3 separate regions of the Homo sapiens genome follow, and all the other regions are linked to region 1. A link is an interaction called in ENCODE POLR2A ChIA-PET data of the cell type or tissue named here. Cell type or tissue: OCI-LY7. All regions are shown on one strand. Links, peaks and the distances in the headings refer to the core of each region. The heading gives the core; the rest is flanking DNA. Region 1 overlaps DYNC1H1 (dynein cytoplasmic 1 heavy chain 1). Region 2 overlaps WDR20 (WD repeat domain 20). Region 3 has its middle 19 kb from the start of HSP90AA1.

Evidence for each region. Peaks named below come from ENCODE experiments on the same cell type or tissue, not always from the same donor. Only the 100,000 strongest peaks of a DNase experiment are listed, where the experiment ranks them.
Region 2: POLR2A ChIA-PET joins it to region 1 with 20 read pairs; 2 of 35 experiments call an interaction of 5 or more read pairs at or near these places.
Region 3: POLR2A ChIA-PET joins it to region 1 with 10 read pairs; 7 of 35 experiments call an interaction of 5 or more read pairs at or near these places.

The regions. Positions count from the first base shown.
Region 1 is chr14:101,990,091-101,995,090 of GRCh38, reverse strand. It overlaps DYNC1H1 (dynein cytoplasmic 1 heavy chain 1), which reads right to left. Exons shown (of 78, transcript NM_001376.5): 11 at 3,418-3,564; 12 at 767-907; 13 at 242-418; 14 at 1-105. Among named protein-coding and RNA genes, the nearest start is that of DYNC1H1, 28 kb to the right of the region's middle. RefSeq lists enhancers at 1,968-2,107, 3,476-3,545. In OCI-LY7, for the core only: CTCF peaks have their summits at 1,922 and 2,126 (motif pointing right); a DNase peak (open chromatin) is centred at 2,200; H3K27ac peaks cover 1,186 bases.
Region 2 is chr14:102,170,176-102,176,601 of GRCh38, reverse strand. The region is part of intron 1 of WDR20 (WD repeat domain 20); the gene reads right to left. Among named protein-coding and RNA genes, the nearest start is that of WDR20, 33 kb to the right of the region's middle. RefSeq lists an enhancer at 3,789-4,774. In OCI-LY7, for the core only: no CTCF peak of the experiment used is centred there; no DNase peak of the experiment used is centred there.
Region 3 is chr14:102,064,498-102,070,923 of GRCh38, reverse strand. No RefSeq gene overlaps it. Among named protein-coding and RNA genes, the nearest start is that of HSP90AA1, 19 kb to the left of the region's middle. RefSeq lists an enhancer at 5,956-6,426. In OCI-LY7, for the core only: no CTCF peak of the experiment used is centred there; no DNase peak of the experiment used is centred there.

The sequences.
Region 1 (5,000 bases), core at 1-5,000:
GATCTGGGAATGGAATTCCGTCATGTTTGATCCTAGCATCTGCCCAAATTTGCTAAGAACCTCCTTATGCCAAGAGTCATATTTCAAGTTCACCTTAGATTGTACCTGAGGGTGAAATAGCACACAACACATCATCAGCTCTTTCCTGCTGGCGTGTTTATCCTTCAAATGAATATCAGTCTAACAGAAATGTTGCTTTTACACTACCCGTGACACCTTTCAACCAGACAGCAGGGCTCACCTTGCCATAATCTATAACTACTGGTCCAAACTCTTTCTTGGTTTCTGCATTGTCAAAGGTTCCTCTGGCCTTCCTTATTTGGACCAGGAGAGCCTGCCATTTGTTGAGATCTTCTCCAAGTCTGTTATAGATGTTTTCAGCTTGCATATCCCATAAACACTGATACTGAAGCCAAACCTGCAAATGAAGAACACAGTTAAATAATAGTTTGAGTTTTCATTTTGTAGAATACTGGCACCTCTTATGTTCACATTCCATTAAGAAGGTTCATGTCTTTCACCACTATTAGAGAAATTCTCACTTCAGACTCTCAGAATTTTCATATCAAAAAAGATTCTTGAACGTCATGGTTAAAACTCAAAAAGATGTATCCTATCATTTACTCTCTGCTTTGAAACAGCAAATAGTATCTAGTGAACCATACATACAGTCAAGACCTTTTAGCTCCATGTTCTTTATATCTTGTACTCTTAAGTGTCTAGAATAGACCATATGCACATTTGAATGAAATTAGGAGTTTCTTACCTTGACATACTGTTCAACTTCAGATACAATGCCCATGACAGCAGAATACGACTCTTCCAGGGCAACAGGGCCATCAGGCATCCGTGTTAAAGCATTCCGATAGAATTTCTCTTCCTCAGTCAATTCGTAATGTACACCCACCTAGCCAACCAAAGCCGAAATGAATGCAAGCAGTGTATATGAAAATGGTAATCTAAGTGTCACCTTTTACTTAATTAAAATGAACTGAAAGAAAAGCTCATGACCAAAATGGCATTTAAGGGATAACATCCACTTACCCTGGCCACAAGTAACCAGAAAGCCTACTTATATTTAACTCATCAAACCAATACAAGAACATTAATGACAACAGAGAAATTTGGCAATGCAAAAACAGCTGAAAAGTGCACGAAGCCATTTGCTCATTTTAACTATCTGAGTGCCTGTTATGTGCCAGGCACTGTTCTAGGTACAACAAGCAGATAAAAATCCCTGCTCACAGGGACTTACACTCTATGGGAGGAGAGACGCGATTAGGGAATAAGCAAAACACACAGAATGTCAGGTGGTGAGAGAGAACTACGGAGCAAGAGTGAGAAGGAGAGGGAGTGTGGGCACAGCATGGGGAAGGCTGCATTTTCAGTAATGACGTCAGGAAAGGCCTTGCTGAGAAGGGGAGAATTGCGAGAAACCAGGAGGAGAGGGGTAAGTTGTGATTATTTGCCATCAAGGATTCTGAGTTGAGATCAACAAATGTGAAGGCGCAGGGGCAAGAGTCTACCGGCATGTTTGAGGACCAGCAAGACTCCAGTGTGATGGGGCAGAGCCAGTGAAGGGAGAAGCAGCAGGAGCTGAAGTCAGAGAAATAATAAGCAACACATTACACGGGCCCAGCAAGCCACTGGGGCTTTGACTTTCATGATGAGTGAGATAGGAAGTCATTCAAGGGCTCCGAAAAGAGTGTCAGGATTGACTTAGAATCTAAAACTTGCTTTGGCTGCTGTGTTGAAAACAGATTTTAGGGAGGCAAAGGCAGAGAGAACAGATAGGAGGGAATATTAATAATCCAAGTGAGAGGTGATGGTACCTTGTACGGAGTGGTGCCAGTGAAACAGCTCAGCATTCATTTTCAAGAGACACACAATGGGAATCAAGGACAATACCATGATTTTTGGCCTGAATGAGCTGAAGGATGAGAAGTGAAAGACTGAGGGAAGATCAAACTTGGGGAGGCAGGGCTCAAGAGGTGCTCAGTGTGACGCGACTCCGAGATAGCCAAGTGGAGATGCCATGCTAGTAGCTGCCCAGACAAGCCTGGAGTAGGGAGAAAGGTCAGCTGGAGATACGAACACAGAGCTGTCAGCCTGCAGGTGGCATTTAAAGTCAACAAGACTAGATGAGACCACAATGAGAGTGCACAGGAGTGGAGAGGGAACAGAACATTTAGAGGGAGTTTAAGGGGAAGGCAAAAGAGGAACCGAGAAAGGAGACCAGCCACTGAGGTGGGAGGAGAACCAGGAGGCACGGTGTTCTGAAGAGTCCAGAGCATCACGCAGGAGGGAGCCTCCATCAAGTCTTGCAGTTAAGAGGTGAGACAAGGACAGAGAAGCCCCCTAGTCAGCAGGGTGGGGCTATGGGCGATCACACAGAGCAGTGCTGGAGGAGGCTGGATGAGTGCCTGAGAAGGGAGCTTCCTTATGAAGATTGCAGGGGACATGGGGTCCCGTTTAGGTGCTGAAAGAAGACCCAGAAGAGAGGGCAGAACAGCTAAACGAGAGTGAGGGGATGGGCTCTAGGGAAAAAGGAGACTGCTGGCTTTAGTTTGTTAAATTTGGAGATAAGCAAGAGAACAATGCAAATAGAAACACGGCTGGTTAAAAACAGGAGTAACATGATGAGAATGATGCTAAGGATTGTACGTAGACTCCTTGAAGGGCAGAAGCCAATATCCATAGCTTGGTTCTGATTAGCTGGACAGTGCCCAGCATTAGGTGAAACATCACCACGATTTTAGCCATAGGCAATTAACTACCTCAAAAAAAATCCTTAAAGATCTGAGTTTATATTCAAAGTTAAGAAAACGGTTAATGTCTTATCACTAAATTCTGGAAGAGTCTGCAATAGCAGAAGTTGTGCCATCTTTTTTTATGAAGCCACTGGTTCTGTTCAGAAGTGACACTGGGGACTAAATGGTCTTTTGAGATTTCCTTTTGTTCTAAAAATATACTAAGAGTATATTATATCTGAGATTTGCTTCAAGATAATCTGGTGGGGGTGGAGAGGTAGGAAAGAAAATATAAATAACATTGTCCACATATTGATAAAGCTGTGTGGTGGGGGGCTCTTGATTCCCTCAACTTTTGTGTATGTTTTAAAATTCCCCTAATAAAAAGTGGGGGGTGGGGAGGAGAGGGAGAAGCAGGAATTGAGATTCCCAAAGATGCTCATGGACAGGAGTTCGAAGAAACTACTGAGACCAAGCTACAAATGCCAAGTAACTAGTTGGAAAAAAAGGTCAGGGCACAAAAAGCCTCCCTAACTTTCCCCTGGGATGTCTGGAGTTTGTAAACAACATCAAGAGCTTATCTAAAGAAGCACCATGAAGAAGTGGTATCACAGAGCCCATGAGAGTCCTGGTCAGAGGCGTGTGCCTCGAGTCACCAAAGGCTTACCTGGTACCTCTGACTCTGGATCCTGGGGAGAGACAGTACAACCATCTTCCAGGCAAACATTTCCTGATACAGCTTGTATCTGCACTCTTCAATTGGTGGATTCAAGTAGATTACCTGATTGGTTATTCTTAGCTCATGAACGACATTCTGTGAAAGAAAGGTTTCATTTCTACTCAGCAATCTATTTTTCAATAAAAAAAATTTTTTTAAGACAGAGTTTCACTCTTACTGCCCAGGCTGCAGTGTAATGGCACAACCTTGGCTCACTGTAACCTCCGCCTCCCGGGTTCAAGCAATTCTAAGCCTCCCAAGTAGCTGGGATTACGGGCATGCGCCAGCAAGCCCAGCTAATTATATATTTTTAGTAGAGACGGGTTTCAGCATGTTGGTCAGGTTGGTCTCAAACTCCTGACCTCAGGTGATCCACCCGCTTCAGCCTCCCAAAGTGCTGGGATTACAGGTGTGAGCCACCATGCCAAGTCCTTTGCTTTTTGTTTTTTTGAGATAGGGTCTCACTCTGTCACCCAGGCTGGAGTGCGATGGCGACATGGCTCACTTGACATTCTGGGCTCAGGCAATCCTCCCGCCTCAGCCCCTCAAGTAGCCGGGACCACAGGCGTGCACCATCATGCCCAGTTAATTTTTGTATTTTTTTTTTTTTTTTTTGAGACGGAGTCTCACTCTGTCGCCAGGCTGGAGTGCAGTGATGCCATCTCCGCTCACTGCAATCTCCACCTCCCGAGTTCAAGCGATTCTCCTGTCTCAGCCTCCCGAGTAGCTGGGACTACAGGCATGTATCACCACGCCCAGCTAATTTTTGTATTTTTAGTAGAGATGGGGTTTCACCATGTTGGACAGGATGGTCTCTATCTCTTGACCTCGTGATCTGCCTGCCTCGGCCTCTCAAAGTGCTGGGATTACAGGCATGAGCCACCGCGCCCGGCCTAATTTTTGTACTTTTTATAGAGATGGGGTTTCGTCATGTTGCCCAGGCTGGTCTCAAACTTCAGAGCTCAAGCGATCTGCCCACCTTGGCCTCCCAAAGTGCTGGGATTACAGGGGTAAGCCACTGCGTCTGGCCTCAATAAAATAGTTTTGATACTCAACACTTTCTCTCTCTAAATTACTAAACTACTTCAGTCTGAACTACAATGTCTGTCACTTGATTATCAGACATGGTCTTGTATAATGTCATGTTTGTCATTTGTGCCTTCCCCAAAAGAACATAAGTCAGACAGCAGGTGCTGCTTCACCTTCTCCTGGGTCCCTGGTGCCCAGGGATTGAACACACAACAGGTACTCAATGAACTTTCATCTGGTTTGGCCTAAGTATATGACGATGTCTCAATATAACGACCTTGAGACCCGAGAAACTAGCACCACTGAAGCAGTGATACCACTCAGGTTATCAGTTGTCAGGCAATGATTTAGGTTGACCAAGGTCAGGTAAGTCTGTGCCACCTGCCAGTGCTTTACACTCAACAAGAATTCCAACTTCGTCTCCACTAGATAGTCATGTGTTGCTTAACAACAGGGATACGTTCTGAGAATCACGGTGAGGCGATTCTATCACTGTGCAAACT
Region 2 (6,426 bases), core at 710-5,709, 180 kb before region 1:
ACAGACCAATATCCCTGACGAACGGAGATGTAAAAATCCTCAGCCGGGCACGAATTTTTGCGTTTTTAGTAGAGACGGGGTTTCACCATGTTAGCCAGGATAGTCTCGATTTCTTGACCTCATGATCCGCCCGCCTTGGCCTCCCAAAGTGCTGGGATTACAGGCGTGAGCCACCACGCCCGGCCCCACTTACACTTGATTTTTTTTGAGATGGAGTCTCGCTCTGTCGCCCAGGCTGGAGTACAGTGGCGCGATCTTGGCTCACTGCAACCTCTGCCTCCTGGGTTCAAGCGATTCTCCTGCTTCAGCCTCCCAGGTAGCTGGGACTACAGGTGCATGCCACCACGCCCGGCTAATTTTTTTGTATTTTTAGTAGAGATGGGGCTTCACCATGTCAGCCAGGATGTTCTCGATCTCCTGACCTCGTGATCTGCCCACCTCGGCCTCCCAAAGTGCTGAGATTACAGGCGTGAGCCACCGTTTCCAGCCCTGACTTTCACTTTTATTCAACATAGTTCTGGAAGTCCTAGCTAGAGCAATCAGACAAGAGAAAAGAAATAAAGGGCATCCAAATCAGTAAAGAGGAAGTCAAACTGCTGCTGTTTGCTGATGATATATAATCATATACCTAGAAAACCCTAAAGACTCATCCCAAAAGCTCCTAGATCTGATAAATGAATTCAGTAAAGTTTCTGGATACAAAATCAATGTACACAAGTTAGTGGCTCTGCTATATACCAACAGCGACCAAGCTGAGAATCAAATCAAGAACTTAACCCCTTTTACAATAACTGCAAAAAAATAAAATAAAATACTTAGGAATATATCTAACCATTGACATGAAAGACCTCTACAAGGAAAACTACAAGACACTGCTAAAAGAAATCACAGATGACACAAATGAAAACACATCCCATGCCATGGATGCGTAAAATCAGTATTGTGAAAATGACCTCACTGCCAAAAGCAATCTATAAATTCAATGCAATTCCCATCAAAATACCATCATCATTCTTCACCAAACTAGGAAAAACCATCCTAAAATTCATATGAAAACAAAAAAGAGCCCACATAGCCAAAGCAAGACAAAGCAAAAAAGAAAAAAATCTGGGGGCATCATATTACCTGGCTTCACACTATACTATATGGCTATAGTCACCAAAACAGCATAGTACTGGTATAAAAACAGATACACAGACCAACGGAACATAACAGAGAATCCAGAAATAAACCCAAATACTTACAGCCAACTGATCTTCAACAAAGCAAACAAAAACATAAAGTGGGGAAAAGACACCCTATTCAATGAATGGTGCTGGGATAATTGGTAAGCCACATGTAGAAGAATAAAATTGGATCCTCATCTCTCACCTTATACAAAAATCAACTCAAGATGAATCAAAGACTTAAATCTAACCTGAAACCATAAAAATTCTAGAAGATAATACCGGAAAAATCCTTCTAGGCATTGGCTTAGGCAAAGATTTCATGACCAAGAACCCAAAAGCAAATGCAACAAAAATAAATACATGGGACTTAATTAAATGAAAAAACTTCTGCACAGCAAAAGAAATAATCAGCAGAGTAAACAACCCACAGGGTTGCAGAGAAAATCTTCACAAACTGTGCATCCAGCAAAGGACTAATATCTAGAATCTATAAGAAACTAAAACAAATCAGCAAGAAAATAATTAATAATAATAATCCCATCAAAAAGTGGGCTAAGGACATGAATAGACAATTCTCAAAAGAAGATATACAAATTGACAGTAAACATATGAAAAAATGCTAAACATCACTAATTATCAGGGAAATGAAAATCAAAACCACAATATGATACAACCTTACTCCTGTAGCAATGGCCATAATTAAAAAACAAAAAATGCTGGGCATGGTGGCTCACGCCTGTAGTCCCAGCACTTTGGGAGGCTAAGGTGGGTGGATCATGAGGTCAGGAGATCGAGATCATCCTGGCTAATATGGTGAAACCCCGTCTCTACTAAAAATACAAAAAATTAGCCAGGCATGGTGGCGGGCGCCTGTAGTCCCAGCTACTCGGGAGGCTGAGACAGGAGAATCGCTTGAACCCAGGAGGTGGAGGTTGCAGTGAGCCGAGATTGTGCCATTGCACTCTAGCCTGGGTGACAGAGCAAGACTCTGTCTCAAAAAATAATAATAATAAATAAATAAAAATAACAGATGCTGGTGTGGATGTGGTGAAAAGCGAGCACTTTTACATGGCTGGTGGGAATGTAAACTAGTACAACCGCTATGGAAAACAGCATGGAGATTCCTTAAAGAACTAAAAGTAGATCTTCCATTTGATCCAGCAATCCCACCACAGGGTATCTACCCAGAGGAAAAGAAGTCATTACATGAAAAAGACACTTGCACATGCATATTTATAGCAGCAGAATTCACAATTGCAAAAATATGGAACCACCACAAATGCCCATCAATCAGGTGGATAAAGAAAATGTAACAATAATAATAATAATCATGGCATTCCAAGCAACCTGGATGAAGCTGGAGACCATTATTCTTTTTTTTTTTTTTTTGAGATGGAGTCTCACTCTGTTGCCCAGGCTGGAGTGCAATGGCGCGATCTCAGCTCACTGCAAGCTCCGCCTCCCGGGTTCACACCATTCTCCTGCCTCAGCCTCCCGAGTAGCTGAGACTACAGGCGCCCGCCACCACGCCCAGCTAATTTTTTGAATTTTTAGTAGAGATGGGGTTTCAGCATGTTAGCCAGGATGGTCTCGATCTCCTGACCTCATGATCTGCCCGCCTTGGCCTCCCAAAGTGCTGGGATTACAGGCGTGAATCACCTCGCCCGGCTAGTTATTCTAAGTGAAGTAACTCAGGAATGGAAAACCAAACATCATACGTTCTCACTTGTAAGTGGGAGCTAAGCTATGAGGATGCAAAAGCACAAGAATGATATAATGAACTTTGGGGACGCAGGGGGAAGGGTGGGAGGGGGATGAGGGATAAAAGACTACACATTGGGTACAGTGTACACCGCTCAGGTGATGGCTGCACCAAAATCTAGGAAATCACCACTGAAGAATTTATCCATGTAACCAAATACCTCCTGTTCCCCAAAAACCTATTGATAAAAATAATAATAATAATAATAATAATAATAATAATAATAATAATAATAATTTTAAAAAAAGAAAAAAACAGGCCGGGCGCGGTGGCACACACCTGTAATCCCAGCACTTTGGGAGGCCAAGGTGGGTGGATTGTCTGAGCTCAGGAGTTTGAGACCAGCCTGGGCAACATGGTGAGACCTCATCTCTACTAAAAATACAAAAAACTGGCCAGGCATGGTGGCACAAGCCTGTAGTTCCAACTGCTCGTGAGGCTGAGGCAGAAGAATCACTTGAACCCAGGAGGTGAAGGTTGCAGTGAGCTGAGATGGTACCACTGCACTCCAGCCTGCGCGACAGAATAAGGCTGCCTCCAAAAAAATAAAAATAAAAAATAAAAATAAAAAACAGGCCATCCCATCTAGGAAGTGAGGAGCGCCTCTTCCCGGCTGCCATCCCATCTAGGAAGTGAGGAGCGTCTCTGCCCGGCCGCCCATCGTCTGAGATGTGGGGAGTGCCTTTGCCCCGCCGCCCCGTCTGGGATGTGAGGAGCGCCTCTGCCCAGTCGCGACCCCGTCTGGGAGGTGAGGAGCGTCGCTGCCCAGCCGCCCCATCTGAGAAAGGAGGAGACCCTCCGCCTGGCAACCGCCCCGTCTGAGAAGTGAGGAGACCCTCCGCCCGGCAGCCGCCCCGTCTGAGAAGTGAGGAGCCCCTCCGCCCAGCAGCCACCCCGTCTGGGAAGTGAGGAGCGTCTCCGCCCGGCAGCCGCCCCGTCCGGGAGGGAGGTGGGGGTCAGCCCCCGCCAGGCCAGCCGCCCCGTCCGGGAGGGAGGTGGGGGGGTCAGCCCCCTGCCCGGCCAGCCGCCCCGTCCGGGAGGTGAGGGGCGCCTCTGCCAGGCCGCCCCTACTGGGAAGTGAGGAGCCCCTCTGCCCGGCCAGCCGCCCCGTCCGGGAGGGAGGTGGGGGGTCAGCCCCCCGCCCGGCCAGCCGCCCCGTCCGGGAGGTGAGGGGCGCCTCTGCCCGGCCGCCCCTACTGGGAAGTGAGGAGCCCCTCTGCCCGGCCACCACCCCGTCTGGGAGGTGTGCCCAACAGCTCATTGAGAACGGGCCATGATGACAATGGTGGTTTTGTGGAATAGAAAGCGGGGAAAGGTGGGGAAAAGATTGAGAAATCGGATGGTTGCTGTGTCTGTGTGGAAAGAAGCAGACATGGGAGACTTTTCATTTTGTTCTGTACTAAGAAAAATTCTTCTGCCTTGGGATCCTGTTGATCTGTGACCTTACCCCCCAACCCTGTGCTCTCTGAAACATGTGCTGTGTCCACTCAGGGTTAAATGGATTAAGGGTGGTGCAAGATGTGCTTTGTTAAACAGATGCTTGAAGGCAGCATGCTCGTTAAGAGTCATCACCACTCCCTAATCTCAAGTACCCAGGGACACAAACACTGCGGAAGGCCTCAGGGTCCTCTGCCTAGGAAAACCAGAGACCTTTGTTCACTTGTTTATCTGCTGACCTTCCCTCCACATATGACCCTGCCAAATCCCTCTCTGTGAGAAACACCCAAGAATGATCAATAAAAATAAAAATTAAAAAAAAAAAAGGAAAACAAACAAAAAAACAAAAATAAAAAACAGAAAAATCCCTATTTCGTTAGCATTATATAATGTACTAAACATATTCCTTAAATATAATGCATAATTACCTATTATTACTAATCTTATCAATCTTTACCAACTGAAAATTCTATAAAATTTGTTTTAACACAATACTCCCCAATAGGCTGTATTTCCACCGTTATTTTTAAGTCAACGAAAGATAAGATCTTTGGGAAGATACAGGCAACTATGTCTTAAACTGAAAAGTACACAGGGCATAGCTAACTGGTCTTACACCACTCACAGTTTAGCAGAAAACAGCTGACAAATTACTCTCCAGACAAGACATAAAAGATCAAGAAATCCTAAAATTGTTTTTTAAAACATGGGGTGAAATCTCACCTCACAATTTATACCAGAATAAATCTCAGCAGTATCAAAAAGAAATCATATGTAAGAAATGAAACCTCAGAGGTACAAGAAGAGGCCAACAGTGTGGCTCATGCCTGTAGTCCCAGCTACTCACCAGACTGAGGTGGGAGAATCCCTTGAGCCAAAGAGCTTGAGGTCACAATGAGCTATGATTATACTACTGTACTCCAGCTTGGGTAACAGAGCAAGACCCTGTCTCCTAAAAAAAAAAAAAAAAAAAAAAAAGAGAGAGGCCAGGCGCAGTGGCTTGCACCTGTAATTCCAGCACTTTGGGAGGCCAAGGCAGGCAGATCACAAGGTCAGGAGTTTGAGACCAGCCTGACCAACATGGTGAAACACCGTCACTACTAAAAATACAAAAATTAGCCAGGCATGGTGGCGCATGCCTGTAATCCCAGCTACTCAGGAGCCTGAGACAGAATTGCTGGGAGACAGAGGTTGCAGTGAGCTGAGATCGCGCCACTGCACTCTAGCCTGGGTGACAGAGCTAGACTCCATGTCAAAAAATAATAATAATTATTAAAACAAAAATGAAATTTCCCAAGGAGGAGGAAGAAGAAAAATAAAGGGAAAAAAAGCAAATTTCTATGTAGGAAAAAACTACCATGAGCAAAATCAGAAGACAACTGACAAATGGAACAAAATGTCTGTCCCTCAGATCACAGATTAAGGGCTAATTTATATAAAAAGCTGGGCATGGTGGTGCATGCCTATAGTCTCAGCTGCTCAGAGGCTGAGGTGGAACGATCGCAGACCAGCCTGGGCAACACAGTGAGATCCCATCTCTAAAAAAATTTAAAAATTAAAAATAAATAATCATAAAAGAGATCTCCTACCAACTTAATTTTTTTTTTTTTAAAGACCAGAATCCTAGTAGAAAAGCGGGTTCAGGACATGAACAACTCATAGAAAATACAGATGGCTCTTAAATATACAAAACAATGCTTAATTCATAGCACAAGAAACACCAGAAAACTCTAGTGTTATACCATCTTTCATCTGTCAAATTAGCAAAGATCAAAATAACAATACACTATGCCACAAGTAAAAATTGGTACAATTTTTAGAAGGCGATTTGACTATGTCTCTAAAATTACAAATGCACATATCCTTTTCACCCAGCAATTCCTCACAGGAATTTATTCCTCAGATATACTAGCAACAAGGCAAAATGATGTATGTACAAAGTGATTTATTGCAGTATAGCGTGTAAAGACTAGAAACATCAATGTCCATCAAAAGAAGAATTATGATAAATGTACACAATGGGATATTGTACAGGCATTAAAGATGCTTTTACACAAT
Region 3 (6,426 bases), core at 830-5,829, 75 kb before region 1:
TTGGGAGGCTGAGGTGGGTGGATCATTTGAGGTTAGGAGTTTAAGACCAGCCCCGAGCAATGTGGTAAAACCCCATCTCTACTAAAAAATAAAAATAACAGAAAACACATTAGAATGAAAATCAATAAAACATTTAACATCTGAATGCATTTGTGGTGGATATAGAAAAGTATGCTATTTTGCCCTCCACCCCCTGCTTATTTTGTGCGGTTTTTTTTGAGACAGGGCCTCATTATGTTGCCCAGGCTGGACTCAAACTCTGGGGCTCAAGCAGTCCTCCTGCCTCAGTCTCCTGAGTAGCTGGCATTCCAGGTGCGCACCACCACGGCTGGCAACAATTTCCCTTTTTTTTTTTTTTTTTTTAAGGTGGAGTCTCTCTGTCACTAGGCTGGAGTGCAGTGGTGTGATCTCACCTTACTACAATCTTCGCCTCCCAAGTTCAAGAGATTCTCCTGCCTCAGCCTCCCAAGTAGCTGGGACTACAGGTGTGCGCCACCACGCCCAGCTAGTTTTTGTATTTTTAGTAGAAGTTTTAGAGGTTTCACCATGTTGGCCAGGATGGTCTCCGTCTCTTGACCTCATGATCCGCCTGCCTTGGCCTCCCAAAGTGCTGGGATTACAGGCGTGAGCTACCGCTCCTGGCCAAACACTTTCCCTTTTAATAAAACCAGTTGGTACCATTTCTAAGCAGTTCCTGAATCCTGTGGTTTCTGCTGTCTCAGTCTCCTTCCTTAGCCTGGAAGGGCAACACACGTAAGAGAAGATGCCCAACCGCACTGCAAGTCATGAAAGGGAAAGTGAGTGTAAGAAGATGCATTTTACACCCATCAGGAATGGCAGAAATTAAAGGAGGACAGTACCAAATGTTGGCTATGGTCTGAAAATGGGGTCTCTCATGTGACCTGATGGGGGTACAGATCAATACAGTTAATCTGGAGGGCAATTTGGCACATCTGATGGAGTGGGAGAACTCACCCTGAGTACTTCCTGGTACGTGCTAGAGAAAGTCTTTCCACTTGCACCGGGAGAAAGGTACAAGAATGTTCTCCACAACCCTGTAGCAGGGGAATTTGAAAATATCTACATGTCTCAAAACAGGAGACTATCTTGGTAATTTGAGTTAATAGGAAATAAGGGGATAAAGGGACGTGCTAAATGACACTCTGAGGAAGCAGGCGGACAAATCCAGATGTGTGGGATATTTGGCTTGGTGTCTTCCACAAATAAGTGCCATTTAAACAACTCTTGTTGCCGGGCATGGTGGCTCATGCCTGTAATCCTAGCATTTTGGGAGGCCAAGGCAGGCGAATCACTTGAGGTTGGGAGTCGAGACCAACCTGGCCGACCTGGTGAAACCCTGTCTCTACTAAAAATACAAAATTAGCTGGGTGTGGTGGCGGGTGCCTGTAATCCCAGCTACTTGGGAGGCTGAGGCAGGAAAATCGCTTGAACCTGGGAGATGGAGGTTGCAGTGAGCAGAGATCGTGCCACTGCACTCCAGCCTGGGCAGCAGAGCAACACTCTGTCTCAAAAAAAAAAAGTACACAAAAGCAGACAGAATAGTATGAAACCTTAGTGACCATCACCATCCCCAACAACCAGCCAACTGGCCATGGCCATTCCCACCCATCCACACTCAATGCACCCTTCTTTCTTTCTCCAAGTCATTCTGAGGCAATTCTGAGATTTCATTGTACCATTTCACCCATAAGTATTTTCCCTACTACATCTCTGCACTCAGACATATTCAAGGCACTTGGTACTATAATTAAATGTACGATTAAGTGAGTGAACAAGGACAAGTCAAGATGTTCATTTTTGTCATTTCTAGTTAACACTGTACTGGAGGTTCTAACCAGGGGCAATTAGTCATGAAAAAGAAAAGACATCCTGATATCCTGATTGGACAGGAAAATGTAAAAAGTATCTGCATTTGTAAATGACATGATCTTGTATATAAAAACTCCTAAGGATTACAAACACACAAATCTATAGAACTAATGAGTTCAGCAAGATTTTAGGATACAAGATTGGCCGAGCATGATGGCTCATACCTGTAATCCCAGCACTTTGGGAGGCCAAGGTGGGAGGATCACTTGAGCCTAGGAGTTCAAGAGCAACCTGGGTAACATAGTGAGACCCCTGTCTCTACTAAAAAAAAAAAAAAATACAAGATTAATATATAAATATCAATTGTATTTTTATACATTAACAATGAGTGATCTGAAAATAAAGAAACATTTTTATTTGCAATAGCACCAAAAAGAATAAAAGATTTAAAAATAAAATTAGGTCAGGCTTGGTTGCTCATGCCTGTAATTCCAGCACTTTGGGAGGCCAAGGTGGGAGGATTGCTTGAACTTAGGAGGTCAAGGCTGCAGTGAGCTAGGATTACTCACTGTCCAGCCTGGGTGACACAGTGGGTCTCAAAGAAAAAGTAATAATAATAATAATAAATAAATAAAATTAACAAAAGGAATGCAAGACTTTTTATACTGTGTATTGAAAACTACAAAACATTGTTGAAATTAAAGACAAACTAAAATGGAAAGACATACCATGTTCATGGATCGGAAGGCTTAATGTTGTGGAGATAAGCAATACCACCCAAACTGATCCACAGATGCAACCCAATCCCTATTAACAATTTCCCAGCACTTTGGGAGGCCAAGGTGGGCGGATCACGAGGTCAGGAGATTGAGACCATCCTGGCTAACACACTGAAACCCCGTCTCTACTAAAAATACAAAAAATTAGCCGGGTGTGGTGGCGGGCGCCTGTAGTCCCAGCTACTCGGGAGGCTGAGGCAGGAGAATGGCGTGAACCCGGGAGGCAGAGCTTGCAGTGAGCCGAGATCACGCCACTGCACTCCAGCCTGGGTGACAGAGCAAGACTCCATCTCAAAAAAAAAAAAAAAAAAAAAAAAAAAAAAAGCTGGCATTTTTGTGCAGAAACTGACAAGCTGGTTATAAAGTTTATATGAAAATGAAGCAGGCATGGTGGCTCACGCCTGTAATCACAGCACTTTGGGAGGTCAAGGCAGGTGGATCATGAGGTCAGGAGTTTGAGACCAGCCTGGCCAAGATGGTGAAACCCTGTCTCTACTAAAAAATACGAAAATTAGATGGGTGCAGTGGCGGGCACCTGTAATCCCAGCTACTCAGGAGGCTGAGGCAGGGGAATTGCTTAAACCTGGGAGGTGCAGGTTGCAGTGAGCCGAGATCGCACCACTGCACTCTAGCCTGGGTGACAGAGTAAAACTCTGTCTCAAAAAAAAAAAAAAAAAAGGAAAAGAAAATGTTAAGGAACCCAGAAAAGCCAATCTTGAAAAAGGACAAAGTAGTAAGACTCACACTTCCTGACTTCAAACATTACTAAGAAAAAAAAAGTGAGGCCAGGCCTGGTGGCTCACACCTGTAATCCTAGCACTTTGAGAGGCTGAGGCAGGCAGATCCCGAGGTCAGGAGTTCGAGACCAGCCTGGCCAACATAGTGAAACCTTGTCTCTACTAAAAATAAAAAAAAATAGCTGGGGGTGGTGGCGGGCTCCTGTAATCCCAGCTACTCAGGGGGCTGAGGCAGGAGAATCACTTGAACCTGGGAGGCGGAGCTTGCAGTGAGCCAAGATTGCACCACTGCACTCCAGCCCGGGCGACAGTGCAAGACTCTGTCTCAAAAAACAACAACAACAAAAAAAAAATATAAGAAAAAAGAAAAAAAACTGAGCAGCTAACATGACTTGTGGCAGATTCAGTTCACTGATTCCTTTTATTATTCGTTCAAAAATTTTTTTGAAGGTTACTGTGCCAGACACTGCACTAGGTGCTTAAGGAGCTGAGGGTTCAGAATTTCTAGGCTCAGAGGGTGACAGTATAGTAACATCATAGAATTCAACCGACACAGCAGAGCACAGTAGCTCATGCCTGTAATCCTAGCACTTTGGGAGGCCAAGGCAGGTGGCTCATTTGAGCTCAGGAGTTTGAGACCACCCTGGGCAAATGGTGAAACCCCGTCTCTACTAAAATACAGAAAATTAGCCAGGTGTGGTGGCGCACGCATGTAGTAGTCTCAGCTACTTGGGAGGCTGAGGGAGGAGAGAATTGCTTGAACCTGGGAGGTGGAGGTTGCAGTGAGCCGAGATAGCGCCATTGCACTCCAGCCTGGGCGACAGAGTGAGACTCTGTCTCAAAAAAAAAAAAAGAAAGAAAGAAAGAAATCAACAGATACTTTCTACACAGGCTGGTCTGGCCTACTGTGGTAGTGCAGAGGGGTTGGCTGGATCCTAACAAAGACTTGAGAGGTCAAGGAACGCTCCCTGGAGGAGGTGTCAAACCCAAAGGTTAAGTCAGGGCCAGGGATGAGGGTGAAGGGAGCATTTTTGGCAAAAGAAAGAGCTGTGGGTGGCTGGAAGGAAAGGTGGCTTGGTGCCTCCCAGGAATGAGAGGAGGTGGGAGTCGCTGCAGCCTTGGGGTGAAAGGTTCTCAGATAGGGACTGAAAAGGGGGTTGCTGGGTGGCCGGGGCAGCGTGGGCCCTTGTGGCCATGTTAAAGGATTTGGATGTCATCCTAGGGCATAGGGGAATTCCCCAAAGTTTTGTGGCATAATCACGACCTCACAGAGGCCTCTCTGGCAGTGAGTGGAGCCCAGAGTGGGCCCAGGGCGGACAGGAGGAATCTGAGGAGCCTTACTGGGGCCTGGGCTATGGGCAGGGCTGGCAGGGAACAGGCAGGGGGATGGAGGAGCAGCGGGGCCTGCGGGGGAGGTCCTGGGCGGGCTGGCGGGGCCCTTCCGTGCTGGGTTGCCGTGGAGACAGCAACATCATACAGGCTGGACCGCAGGACCCCCGCCACCCTTAACTCCTGGGTGATCACTCTGGGAACAAAATGGACATCCCATCCAAGAGGTAAGTGCAGAGTGGCAGCCCTGTGCCCTCTGATGGCCCTGGAGGCTCAGCCTCAAAGACTTTATATAAATGTCACCCCCAGGGCCAAATTGATCTTGAGCCCAGATTCACAATGGCCCCAGCTTGAGTAACAACACGCTCTGCTCATAGTCGGAGATCATGGACCAATTATTTGCTACACCGGGCTGAATTTGGGGCTGCTTTTCTGGGAACAGAGGAAGCTCTGGCCTAGCCCGGGTCTCGGTGCAGATGGTGCAGACGTGCTAGGTGCGAGTGTGCCCAGGTGCCCCCAGCCAGGTGTGCGGGCCGCTGGAGGGGCTGTCACCATCAAGAAGAGGCCCCCAGTGCCAAGAGAGGCCCGAAGCAGTCTGGCCCACCCGGGGAAGTGAGGACTCCTCCTCACACATAGAGGATGGGGGTGTCCCCCCTCCATGGGAGCGAGGATATGACTCCTTCAAGAGTGTGGCAGGTGCCAGTGGCTCACCCTGTAATCCCAGCACTTTGGGAGGCTGAGGCTGGAGGATTGGTTGAGCCCAGGAGTTCAAGACCAGCCTGGGCAACATAGCAAGACCCTGTTTCTACAAAAAATAAAACATTAGGCTGGGCATGGTGGCTCATGCCTGTAATCCCAGCACTTTGGGAGGCCAAAGCGGGCAGATCACCTGAGGTCAGGGGTTTGAGACCAGTCTGCAACATGGTGAAACCCCATCTCTACTAAAAATACAAAAATTAGCTGTGCGTGTGTTGTACCTGAGTGAGTTAGAGAAAACGACACACTTTGAGACGAATTAAGAGTCCGATTATTTAGCCGGCAGCCAAGAGACAGCTAATGCTCAAAGTTCTCTCGGCCCCAAAGAAGGGGCTAGATTTTCTTTTATACTTTGGTTTAGAAAGGGGAGGGGGGGTCTAGTTAAAACAATTTTACAGAAGTAAAGTAGACAAAAAAGTTAAAAGGATAAATGGTTACAGGAAAGTAAACAGTTCCAGGTGCAGGGGCTTTAAGACTATTACAAGGTGATAGACGCGGGGCTTTGGGCGTTATCAATTGGATGAATTCCTGGGAACTGTGGATATTGATCACCACACTATCTTATCAGTTAGTTGCATCCTTGGATGTGCTGGGAGTCAGCTTGCACAAGTTAAGTCCTTGAGGAAGGGGCTGCCAGTGAAAGAGCCAAGATGGAGTCTGTCTGGCTCTCTTAGCTGAGAGTCAATTCAGGTGGAAACAAGGCTAGGTGATTAAAGGAAAGGGAGAGTCTAAGAACAGGGTTAGTAAAAACAGGGTTGGGCATTACACGTGGTGGCAGGTGCCTGTAATCCCAGCTACTCGGGAGGCTGAGGTGAGATAATCACTTGAACCCAGGAGGGGGAGGTTGCGGTGAGTCGAGATCGCGCCACTACACGCCATGCCTGGGCAACAAGAGCAAAACTCCATCTCAAAAAAAAAAAAATTAGCCGGGCGAGGTGGCATGCACCCGTAATCCCAGCTACTTGGGAGGCTGAGGCAGGAGAATCGTTTGAATC